2 separate regions of the Homo sapiens genome follow, and region 2 is linked to region 1. A link is a contact called in ENCODE Hi-C or POLR2A ChIA-PET data. All regions are on one chromosome and are shown on one strand. The core of a region is the stretch at or near the end of the contact, and the rest is flanking DNA. Distances in the headings are between cores, read along the strand shown. Region 1 holds the start of C19orf67 (chromosome 19 open reading frame 67). Region 2 holds the start of SLC35E1 (solute carrier family 35 member E1).

Region 1 (6,010 bases), core at 978-3,477:
AGGACCAGCTGTTCCAGGCGCAGGGTCAGCTGTTGGGAGATCTCTAACAGCTGCATACAAGAGGGGGGTACAGTGAGATCAGCTGGCCTGCGAGGAGTGGGCCTCCCCCTCCACCATCCCCACAGGCTCAGAGCTGCGAGAAGAAAGGGGCGTGGGGTCTAAGAAACCTCCACACACCCCCTTTCGGACCAGCTCCTGCAGGGGTCCATAGATGGGGGGTATGCTTCTCGCGGCTGCCTCCAGGTACAGGAAGTAGGGCTCACACATCTGTAAGAAGGTGGGCATGGCCTTGGCCAGCTGCTCCTTCTGTACTTGGTCTCTGCTGAAGGAAGAAGGGGGCCTTTGCCTGGAATCCCTCACAACCCCTCCCCACCCCGCAGTTTTCCCCATTCTACTCAATCCCAACCTGTATCCCTGGCTTTGACCCATTAGAAAAGCCCCCAGTTTCAGGTCTTTTCTGAACATCTTTCTGGTTTACCTGCATCAAACCCATTTGGAACACTTGTTAAAGTGCTGACACCTGAGTCTCACAACACTTAGGACCCAGAGCTTCCTGCAGGGTCTGGGCGCAGTGGCTCACGCCTGCAATCCTAGAGTTTTGGGAGGCTGAGGCTGGAGGATTGCTTGAGGCCAGGAGTTCCAGACAAGCCTAGGCAACATAGCAAGAACCCATCTCTACACAAAAATAATTAGCTGGGCATGGTGGCACCTGTAGTCCCAGTTACCCAGGAGGTGGAGGTGGGAAGATTGCTTGAGACCAGGAGTTCGAGGGTGCAGTGAGCTATGACTGCCCCACTGCACTCCAGCTTGGGTGACAGAGCGAGACCCTGTCTCATTAAAAAAAAAAAAACAGCCTCATGAGAATCCCTCGAACCTGGGAGGCGGAGGTTGCAGTGAGCTGAGTTCGCCCCACTGCACTCCAGCCTAGGTGACAGAGCAAGACTCCATTTCAAAAAAACACATAACAACAAAACAAAACAAAAAAACCCAGCCTCGGGTAGGCGCGGTGGCTCACGTCTGTAATTCCAGCACTTTGGGAGGCCAAGGCGGGTGGATCATGAGGTCAGGAGCTCAAGACCAGTCTGGCCAAGATGGTGAAACTCTGTCTCTACTAAGAAAAGAAAAAAATTAGCCGGGCAACACATGTTGGTGGGCGCCTGTAATCCCAGCTACTCGGGAGGCTGAGGCAGAGAATTGCTTCAATCCGGGAGGCGGAGGTTGCAGTGAGCTGAGATTGCACCACTGCACTCCAGCCTGGGCGACAGAGTGAGACTCCATCTCAAAAACAAACACGCAAACAAAACCCAACCCAGCCTCCTAGGAAATTCCAATGGACACTGAAATTGAGAGTCACAGGGAAACCTGGTCTGGGAATCACATTATCCTTTGGAGTCTCAAACTGATGTCCTGCAGGCCAAGTTTGGCTCAGGTGGGTCTTGTTTAGCCAGCACAGGGCTCAAAATGTAAGACAGCACTTAAAAACTGGGAGAAAAAGTCCTAGAGACTTGACAACCCCAGGCCCACACTGCCACGACAGTAATAGCAGCCATCCCCTACCCGCAATTCTACAGTCTTCCTCATTCTCTTAAACTGGATTCTAATATGCTAGCTTCTTCCACTGTCTCCCTCTGGCTCCTAGCGCTTGTAATTTTGCGACCCTGGTGTGTGTCACCCATCCTGTCGCCTCCCCTCCAAGTCTCCTTACCCATGGGGACCTGGGACCCTGTCCAGCATCACCTGTAGAGCAAGTAGCTCTGGAAATCATCTGCCTTCTTCAGTAGGTAGCGCAGCTGTTGGGTGATGGGGCTGAACAAAGTGTCCAGGGATAGGCGGGGAGGTGCTGGCCCAGGCCGGGGGACCAGAGGTTTGGGGGAAGACGTGGAGGCCCGGGCCTCAGCCAGCCGCCCCTCGGCATCTTCAGGATCCGGCTCAGATGGGTTCCCAGGCCTGCCAGGGGGCGTCGACCTGGAGGGGTCTCCGCAGGGCGGCGTCCCAGGTTCCAAGGCGTCTGGAGGCGGTGTTTCTCCAGGGTCCAGGGGGAGCGACCCCTCGAACCACTGCTCTGTAGCCATGGTAGGGCCGGGGGGCGGGAACCTGAGCTCTTTAAGCTTCCGCTGCTGCTCAGGTTGGCCGCGGGTTCGACCCCGCCCCGGGAGCCTCCGACTGGCCCCTGCCTTGACCTCTCCACCGGAGCCGCGCCGCCGCGCCGGGGGCCGTTCGCCTCTTTTGAATTTCAACACGCGGGAGGGGCGCGCCTCTCCAGTCCGCGCGCCTGCGGCCCCCTACCCCTGCACACGCGCCGCACGCGCTCCAGGAACCTGGCGGTGGGGAGGGACCCGCCTAGGGAGGTGGCCTCTGGCCGTGTCCTGGGGGTGTGGCTAGGGCCGGGACCTTTATCTCTCGAGGTGGATTCCTAGAGTGGAGGGGTCTCTAAACGTGTCTCCAACCCCTCAACCCGGCACAGGTATATGGAATGAGGCCGCCCAGGCCCCAGCCCCTCACTCCCAGAACGCTTTTTGTTGTTAAAACATTTTTTTAATTTAAAATTTTTAGAGATGGGGGCCCATGTTGCCCAGGTTGGTCTCAAACTCCTGGACTCAAGCGATCCTCCCGTGTCGGTCTCCTAAAGTGCCCAGCCTCTTTTTTTCTTTAAAAACAAAAAACAACTCTAATGAGTTGAGAAACTGCCTTAGAACTTAGTAGGGACTACTTAGAACTTAGTAGGGACTTTGGATGTAGTAACTCTGGCGACTACTACTAACAATAATTTTTAAAAATCTTCAGGCTGGACTTGGTGGCTCATGTCTGTAATCCTGACACTTTAGGAGGCTGAAGCGGGAGGACTGCTTGAGGCCAGGAGTTCAAGACCAGCCTAAGCCACATAGCAAGACCCTGTCTATACAAAAACCAAAATATTAGTTGGGTGTTGTCTGAGGCATGAGAATCACTTGTACCCAAAAGTTCGAGGCTGTCACCACAGTTATGATTGCACCAGTACACTCTAGCCTGAGTGACAGAGCAAGACTCTGTCTTGAAACAAAATCTTCACTTGGAAATCTTCTATCTCATGGTCTCATCTGATGGCCCAGAAGGAATTTTCTGTTGTTTTAATGAAGAGGACCATGAGGTCTGGAGACACTACTATGGTCCAAGAACAGATCCCTGCCCCAATATTTGTAGTGGATTCTTTGCAGTAGACAAAGGCTGACAGGTTTATAGTTTTTAATGTACATTATGTCAAATACGCTAATTATATTTAAAGACTCTGAGTGAAGAACTCAGACAGGTGTCAGATGCCACCCTGTGTGACCCGGGGCAGACAGCATCTCTGTGCCGGGCCAGCTGCCTCTTCTGTAAGGTGGGATTTTATGAGTTTTTTGTCTTATGGGGACTTGGGAGGACAGTTGAGGAAATGCTTATAAACCCAAGGACTTAACTGCTAGCCATTCAACAATATTTGAGGCCAGGCATGGTGGCTCACGCTTGTAATCCCAGGCAGAATTGCTTGGCTGGGAGTTCGAGGCCAACCTGGCCAACAAAGTGCATACCCTCATCTCCACACACACACAAAGATTTTTTTTTGAGACAGAGTCTCACTTTGTCACCCAGGCTGGAGTGCAGTGGCACGATCTTGGCTCACTGCACCCTCCGCCTCCCAGGTGTAAGCAATCCTCTGCCTCAGCCTCCTGAATAGCTAGGATTACAGGCACCCACCACCACGCCCAGCTAATTTTTTTTTATATTTTTAGTAGAGACAGGGTTTCATCATCTTGGCCAGGCTGATCTTGAACTCCTGACCTCATGATCCACCCACCTCGGCCTCCCAAAGTGCTGGGATTACAGGCATGAGCCACTGTGCCCGGACAAAAATTTTTAAAAGTTAGCCCGGCATGGCAGAGTGCACCTGTAGTCCCAGCTACTCAGGAGGCTGAGGTGGGAGGATCACTTCAGCCCAGGAGTTTGAGGCTACAATGAGCTATGATAGCACCACTGCACTCCAGCCTGGGTGAAAGAATGAAACCTGTCTAAACGAAAAACAAAAATTGAGCACCTGCTGTGTGCCTAGCTCTGTTCTGGACACGGACACGGTGAGATTACAGAAGAAAAAAAAGCAAATATTCCCACCTTCCTGGAGCAATTATTGTTATACATGGCTGTGAGGCAGCTATAATTCATTGTTTCTGTTTTTCTCCCTCCCCAAACAATTCTGTCCTAACCTGAGGCTCTCTTAGGAGGCTCTTTAGTGCCCTCTCCCCACCCCATTCATAAAATGGACTCCGTGGCTTTTTTTTCCCTTTTTCTTTTTTTAAAATTTTATTTAAAAAACCTTCGGTGCAATATTAAAAAGCAATACAGCCAGCTGGAGCGACAATCAACAGAAAGAAAAGAGGGAGGAGAGAAAAGGCCCGAGGAACCCCAACCCAGCTAGTCCCCTAGGGGCTGGAGGCCAGGGGCAGACTGAGAAGGGGGGCATGGGTGGTAGGGGAGGGAGGAAAGACCACCCACCAAAATAAACAGGCAGATCCAAACATTTATACAGGAAACATCTGGCTGAACGGAAGAGGATCTTGGGGAGATGAGAAGCCCCCCACATTTCATTTTTTTTTTCCTAAAATGTCCTGGACTGGGTGGGGAGGGTCAGCCACCTGGGGTTTAAGGAGCAATCCCCTCCCCACACCGACGTGCTGAGGAGCAGATGTGTGTGAGACAGACACAAGGGGCAAAGATAAGGACAAGAGGGTGCCCTCTCCTTGGAATCTGTTATGAGGGCTGAGGGTGTCCCCGTCCAGCTCCTGGACTCTGGGGGATCTTGGGTGAGATGGGGGCCGGAATGGGCTGGGGCAGGGGTGAGGCTGGGCGCTCAGCCTAAGAAGCCATCGGGGTCATCATCCTCAAAGTGGCCTTGCTGAAGCACCTTGATGTGGTGCTCGTAGATTTTCAGGGCTGGCCCGAGGCGGATGGACAGGCCGGTGAGCACATCTGTGCGCTGCATGAGCAGCAAAGATTTGCCATCAATTTCCTGGGTGGGACAGGAACAGAGAGAGCCGGGATCAGGGCACATCCCAGGGAGGCCCTCTGTGTCTGTCAGTGTGTAGTCCTGGGCTGGAAACTCACCTGCTCTTGGAAAGCTGTCGCCTGCTCCGGGAATCCAGCCTCAGTAAAATATTCGACGACATCCATCACGGTCCACTCGACGGGATCAGATGGCTTCTCTTTGCGCCCGGGACTGCATCAAAACAAACAGACACCAGTGAACACGGATGTCTCTCTGGCTGTACCACACACCTGAGCAGCACCCCCATGTCTCCAATACCCCAACTTACGGACAGCCAAAGGGGGTCCCGTCGGCCCCAGGTAGGGCTGGTTTGCCTGGGGGCAAAGGCACGGGGGACGGGGAGTCTGGCCCGGTGGCAACAGAAGCTGGGAAGGAAAAAAACACCTGTCTTTGGCTTTGTCTTCGGGCTGAGTTCCTCTCCACCTAGCACTCTTCCCCACCCAGAGGGATCCTTACCTGTTCCCCCTTCCTTGTTCATGGCTGCCATGGAGAACACCTGGCGGGTGCCGCTGCCCGGGGCTGGCCCCCGCCCTTCATCCTGGCCCTGGTGCGGTCCGCAGGGGGTCCACTCCTTGACCCTCTCCTTGGCACTCTGAGGTCCCCGCTCGCCGTTAAGCTGGTGGTGCTGGGCACCTGCAGGACGGTCACTCTCGGGCACTTCAGAGCCCTCTGACACATCATCTTCTTCATCTTCATCTTCATCATCATCTTCTTCCTCTTCTTTCTCAAGTACTCGCTCTTCTCCACCTCTCTGGAGCCGAGGAGAGAAGCATGCAAAATTAGTAGCTGTTCTAATCCCAGACCCTGACTGTGGCGTCCGGGCGGTGGGGAGGAGGAACCGATTCCACCTTTAAGAACAATACGGACTAACTTTTACGCATTCACTCCGTGCCAGGCTCTGTGTTAACTAAAGCCCTCGACAACCAAATCTTACTAAACTCGCTCAACAACCCC
Region 2 (6,010 bases), core at 1,058-3,557, 2.5 Mb after region 1:
ACCGGGCCAATTCCCAGTCTTTCCTCACTGTGTGAAGTTCCGGCTCCTTGCCCAAGCTGGGTACAATGTCCCGTACAACGGGGAAACCTGATACACACGATGATATCCGGTGATGCAGCTACACACCTCAGGGACAACTCTGACTTCTCAGGAGCCAAGTCACAGCCTGACATCACCCTGGGGGAGCAGGGCTACAGAGCACACACAGGTCTTGCTGAGACAAAGACAGGCAGGAATAAAAAAAAATCAGCCATAGGTGGCCCAATTTCTATAAGCCGATCCAGGGCACTACCTCTCTGAGTTACATAAAATACAACATGCCAGAAACCAACCACTTGGAAAAGAGGCACGGTGTCCAGCATCAGCATGAAATGGATTCCGGCTGAGACAACAAGCGCCCAACTTCCACTTAAGAATACGGGATAAAGCTGTCTCCGGCTAAAGCCATGGCTATTCTTGCCCCAAGCCAGGAAATACCCTGGCTTGGCATCTTGAACAGAATTTGGACTGTGCCCAAAGCATCCTCCTTATGCAGCCCTGAGTCCTGTGTGCCACTTTCGCTTCCGTTCCCAGACCATCACAACTTCTGGCTGTTTTAATTTCTAAGACTTTGCTGGATTTTGCCAAGATCGAACTCCTTGGATCGCGTCTGGCTTCTGATCCCAGAGGTCCCCTGACAGAAATCTCTTGTCAAGAAGTGAAAACCTAGCCAAGTGCAGTGGCTGACGCCTGTAATACCAGCACTTTGGGAGGCTGAGGCGGACGGATCACTTGAGGTCAGGAGTTTGAGACCAGCCTGGCAACATGGTGAAACCCTGTCTCTATTAAAAATACAAAAAAATTAGCCAGGTGTGGTAGTGCACGTCTGTAGTCCCAACTACTTGAGAGGCTGAGGCAGGAGAACTGCTTGAACCTGGGAGGCGGAGGTTGCAGTGAGCTGAGATTGTGTCACTGGACTTCAGGCTGGGCAAGAGTAAAACTCCGTCTCAAAAAAAAAAAAAAAAAAGTGAACACCTAACCGACAGCGTTCTGATCCATCCATCCCTAGTCCCACTGGAAAGGCCACACATGGGGTGTATGGCCAAGATGTGACCAACCCATCACCTACCAGCAAACCCAGGTAGGGAATCAAAACGGGGAGGAAAATTGGATCTGAAAGGGACAACAGTGTTCCTAAGACCACACAGCAGAGATCACAGAGGGACACATACTCCACACACCACTGCTCACAGGGTGATTCTAGAACTTGAGTAGTAAAAGGCCACTGGAGACCTCTACACTGACTTCCCTATTTGACGGGAAGCCAGGCAGCCTGCAGACCAGGATCCTGACCACGTCACCAGTTGGCAACAGGGAGGAACCCCCTGGAGCTCCCATCTGCCCAGAGTCCCTGCCCGGGGTTACCTTGGTGCTCTGCTTCTCCTTCATAATGATCCGGGACAGGAGGACCACCCAGATGGGCATGGTGGCCTTGACTGCAAAGAGAGGGATGGGCACTCAGGGGGCTGCCTGAATTTCAGGGCCCAACCTGTTCCACCTCCACGGCGGGATGGGAGGGCCTGGCAGCCCCTCACACCTCTTCGCCCCTTCTCTTTCGGTAGGGCTTCCTCCTGCCACGGCTGTTGTGGTCTGTCCTGCTTACCTCTCAGCTCTCTTCTCAGCTCCTCTTCTCCCTGAGAACCCCGTGCGTGTCCCTCCCCTACCAAACCCTTGGCAGCCCCTCTGCTGACTTCTCAGTCCGGCGGGACGCGCCCCGGGCGGCGCACTCCTATCCATGCGCCCAAACCCGAAGCGGCGGGCCCGGCCGCCGCCCCCGAGGCCGGGCGCGGAACCTACCGGTGTGTGCATAGGACACGGGCACCTTCCAGATGCTGACGTGCGCTGACACGGACGCGAAGTACTTGCCGAAGGCGAGCGGTAGCACGTAGCGCGGGTAGAAGCGCGGCGGCAGCAGCGGGCCGGACGACGGATGCGGACTGGGTCCGGGGCCCGAGACGGGCGGCGCGGGGGGCACGCGCCAGGCGCGCAGCAGCGGCGGGAGCCCAGCGCACAGAGCCAGGATGTGGCACAGCGACACGGTCACCGGGAACGGGAAGGCGCTCAGGATCACCTTGTTGACCACGTTGCCGCCCGCGCTCAGCGCGTACCACAGCAGGCACAGCGCCGCCACCCGCGCGCCCTCGCGCGCCCCACCACTGCTGCTCGCTGCGCCCGGGCCCCCCGCGCCGTGGCCCGCGCCCACCGCGGCCGCCGCCATCCTGCCCGAGCGGCCGCCCCTTCCAGCCCGTCCGACGGCCCGACGCCGGGCGGGGGCGGGGCTGGGCGGGGGGGCAGGCGCCCCGGTCTACGCCGTTTCCCATTGGTCGCTGCCTCCTCGCGTCATCCCTCCGCGCCGGCCGACGCGCCAGCCACCACGTCTCGAGTGCAGGCCCAGTCCACTGTAGATGCGCTTCCGGCGGAGCCGAGGCCGGAAGCGGAAGAAGGGGACACAGACCTGCGTCCAAGCTGTGCCACCTGAGACGTGGGCGGTCCCAGTGACCGGGAGCCGGAGCTCGAACGGGACGGGCGAACAGAAGCGCGGAGGGCTTCGCAGCGTCGGCGTCTGTGCGTGGGCCAAACATCAGGGCCTCGACCAGGGATACAAGGGCAACCGCTAACTAGATTCCTGATTCCTGATGGCTGGCGGCGGCTGACACCAAAGGTAAAAGGCCTTTTAGGGAAAGAAACCATTTGTGAAAAGCTCTTGGGCTAAACTCGCTCTGCAAACTGGGGGCGCACGCTCGTGGCCAAACTCTGGCAGTGGGACTATCCCGGAGCACCCGATCCCTGGAATCATGTTCTGGAAACCACCGCGACGTGCGCAGTTCTCGGGCGTGGCCCTGGTATCATCCCACTGAATCCTAGGAACGCGGTGCGGTAGGTATCACTGTCCGCATTTCACAGACCGAAGTCCAGAATGGGGAAGCGACTTGTCTTAGGCTTCCTGGCCACACTGGGGACCGTGGTCATGGTAGCGTCCTTGGACACCTGTCTCCAAGGCTCTGCAGAAGGGGGAGGTGCCGGGCCCTGACGGCTGATGTCCAAGGACCAGCCGGGATGGACCAGCCCCAGGAGGCCCCAGTGGAGGAAAACAGGACGAGGTTTTCAGTAAGATGATCTTATACTAATTCAAGGGCTATAATTTGTTCTCCACATCGTGTGCCTCCAACTTTTTCGGGGAAAGGGTGTTAAAATTCCGTTACAGTGTTTTTACTTGTCAAATTAGAAGCAGCAACCGGCTGGGTGCAGTGAGTCAAGCTTGGAATCCCAGCACTTTGGGAGGCCAAGGTGGGCGGATTGCTTGAGCTCAGGAGTTGGAGATCGTGGCATCGATAACATGGCAGAACCTCATCTTTGCAAAAAATACAAAAATTAGCCAGGCGTGGTGGCGCACGCCTGTGGTACCCACTACTAGGGAGACTGAGGTGGGTGGATCGGCTTGAGCCCAGGTCAAGGTTCCAGTGAGCTATGATGGCGCCACTGCACTGCAGCCTGGGTGACAGAGCGAGACCCAGTCTCAAAGAAAAGTAGAAAGCAGCAACCCAACTTGGCTCCCCAAATGTTGGAAGGTATCTTAGCTTATCCTTGCATTCTCAAAGGCCCTAGGCCCTTCTGGATACATGGACACAGGCATGGTAGTCCCTGCAGGCAGGGGTAGTGGGGAGCTGCAACCTATCCCAAAACTCTAGAGATGCTGATAGGAGGCCAAGCTCTGCACCCTAATATCCTCCAGCTGTACCCTCTGTGGATCAGAGTAAAGTCACATCCTTGGGACACCATGTCTCAGCAGAGCTGTTAAACATAGGCACAGTGAAATTAGGAAAGTATAACTATAGGCACCCTACAGCACAGCTGAGTGTCAGATACTTCCACTGACACACTGACATGCTTTGTGTTTTAGTTCTCACAACTCTGGGGTATTCTCACCCCCCAAATGGGGACATGTGCACAGGAGTGAAGAGATGAGCTCAGAGCCACACAGCTGGTGGGTGGTAGGCCTGGGTTCAACCTCATCCTGCCTTCAAAGCCACTTTGCCCATGGCCTTTTGTTGGGGAGGGGAGTGTGTTCTGCACCAAGCTTTTGCCAGGAATCCCTGCTAGCTCTCAAACTGGCTCTGGACTGACTGTAGTCTTACAGGCTGGAAGGAACCTTTGGTTTGCCCTGTGAGACTGCATGTCTTAAGGTGTAGCTGTTTCTTCATTTGTGAAATTAAGCAGATATGGGTAAGATGACCTATTCCAAAGTGAAAAACTGGAAAACCAAAGTCTTAGCCTACAGTTTCAGGGACGAGGGGGAACTAAAAGATGAGCACTTTATAGTCAAGGGAGAAAAATTTTTTTGGAGTCAGCACCAACCAGCTAATAAGGCAGCTGGGGGCCAGGGCCATGGGGTGGCCTTTCAGACACACACACACAGCTCTGAGCCTCTGGGCCATACCTTGTAAGAACTAGGTATTTTGTTGAGGTGGGGGTAGTCACTGAGACCTGTGCTATGGGAGCCTCCTACAGAGGGCTGCTCTCTAGGCCAGGTAAAGTCTGGGTGAGACAAGAAAACATTCCTTAATGTGGCCCTGAATGAATAAAATGTGGAGGTCCTCCCAAATGCAGCAGCAGGCTAACAGGTGGACTGCAAGGCTGTGCCCTGCCCTGTCTCCCTGCATTGCAGCTGTTGGGGTCTGGGTGTTCCTGGCTAATAATCCACAATCCAGGAAAGGGCTGATTTGGTTGTGAAGGTCCAAATGAGAAAAGATTCTCAGACTGGTTTGTGCAAATGGTTTTTTTTTTTTTTTTATTTCCACATTTATATCACAAGGTGTCCACTTACTGGACCAAATAGCAAAGTTGCTCCCTTCTGCGTCCTGAGAACACAGAAGTCTAGGTACTGTACATTCACTAAGGCTCCTTGTTTTTGCAAATCGCGTTTATGACAAATAACCATAAGGCAAACGAATCTAAAGGAATGGTTATGAGTGTTTCCAGCGTACAGACAGGTCTTCCCCCTCGCCCCACAGTACAGCATAAAACCAGTAGCACCCACAATAACTTTTGTGTTGTTTTGGGGGGACTCTAGAAAGGTGAAGTTTTCTAGATGTGTACAGGAAGGGAAAAAAGAAAAGGGAGGAAGAAAGGAAAGGTTTTTTTGTCTGGTGGTCTGATGGAAGAGGAATTGTTTAAAATAAACATGAGAAAACTTAAATTTTTGCAGCATTTCTTTAAAAACTGGGTTATAACTGAAACCAGATATAAACAGGTGGCTGCCCATGGAGTGTGGGTCACACTGGCTGGCCAGCTGGCCCGCCTGCCCAATGCCAGTGGCTCACCACAGCTGAGAAGCTTCTGGCACATGACAGACAACACTGGCCTGACAGTGGCTGGGTAGGGAGCAAACAGAGGCAGTGGCATGGCCCACTGTCTCAAGACACTCAGGGCCAAATTAAAGAACAGAAAATGCAAGAGAGATGAGATGCGTGCTTCTGTTGCTGTGTTAAAGGTGACCTCTCCCACAGGTTTTCTGTGCCTGCCTGCAACTGAGGCCCCAGCTTTCAGGTGCTGGAAAGTGTCCGCACCTCTTTGGGGGTGAGGGACTAACGCTTTTTATAGCTGGTTTGCTATAGAGTTCTGAACTCACTTTGCCGTCCTTCCTTCCACGCGGTCCTTCTTCGCAATTTTGTTAGTAAACTGGTAGCAGCATTTCACAAAAAGAGTTTTGAGGGAAGAGCGCAGAGAGACCGCGTGACTCCCGCCCCCTCCCTCCCGCCTGGGCCGGACTCCCCGAGTTCCCAGCGCAGGAGGCAGCTGGGCCCCGGCCACCTGCCCACCTGCCTGCCCGCCCACCCGGCTTCTGCAAGATGGGAATGCACTTTGTGGCTGACAGGCCGGTCAGTCCAAGCAGACATAAGGCAGAATGTTCAAGCGCCCGTCGTCGCCGTGCGGATCGAGCGATATGCACTGCGTCCAGTCATACCAGTTA

What was found. Hi-C counts contacts between places; a loop is a spot of excess contacts on that map. ChIA-PET counts read pairs that join two places held with the same protein, here RNA polymerase II (POLR2A). Pooled maps may share reads with other maps.
Region 2: a loop to region 1 is called in a pooled map, with 4 times the contacts of the local background. The contact joins the promoter of SLC35E1 here to the promoter of C19orf67 in region 1. A Hi-C loop is called at or near these places in 4 of 50 pooled maps. POLR2A ChIA-PET finds 5 or more read pairs at or near these places in 3 of 52 experiments (AG04450, GM12878 and activated T-cell).

Annotation. Positions count from the first base shown.
Region 1 is chr19:14,083,556-14,089,565 of GRCh38, forward strand. C19orf67 (chromosome 19 open reading frame 67) reads right to left here and starts at 2,228. Exons shown (of 6, transcript NM_001277378.2): 1 at 1,738-2,228; 2 at 178-322; 3 at 1-50. The coding sequence starts at 2,072. SAMD1 (sterile alpha motif domain containing 1) reads right to left here. Exons shown (of 5, transcript NM_138352.3): 2 at 5,513-5,807; 3 at 5,325-5,421; 4 at 5,116-5,227; 5 at 4,296-5,020. The coding sequence ends at 4,862. RefSeq lists an enhancer at 5,048-5,557.
Region 2 is chr19:16,570,108-16,576,117 of GRCh38, forward strand. SLC35E1 (solute carrier family 35 member E1) reads right to left here and starts at 2,308. Exons shown (of 6, transcript NM_024881.5): 1 at 1,837-2,308; 2 at 1,405-1,475. The coding sequence starts at 2,257. It overlaps LOC105372295 (a long non-coding RNA gene), which reads left to right and starts at 2,443. Exons shown (of 3, transcript XR_936360.3): 1 at 2,443-2,701. MED26 (mediator complex subunit 26) reads right to left here. Exons shown (of 3, transcript NM_004831.5): 3 at 4,812-6,010. The coding sequence ends at 5,920. RefSeq lists silencers at 1,675-1,804, 1,965-2,074, 2,205-2,424 and enhancers at 2,343-3,217, 2,525-2,614.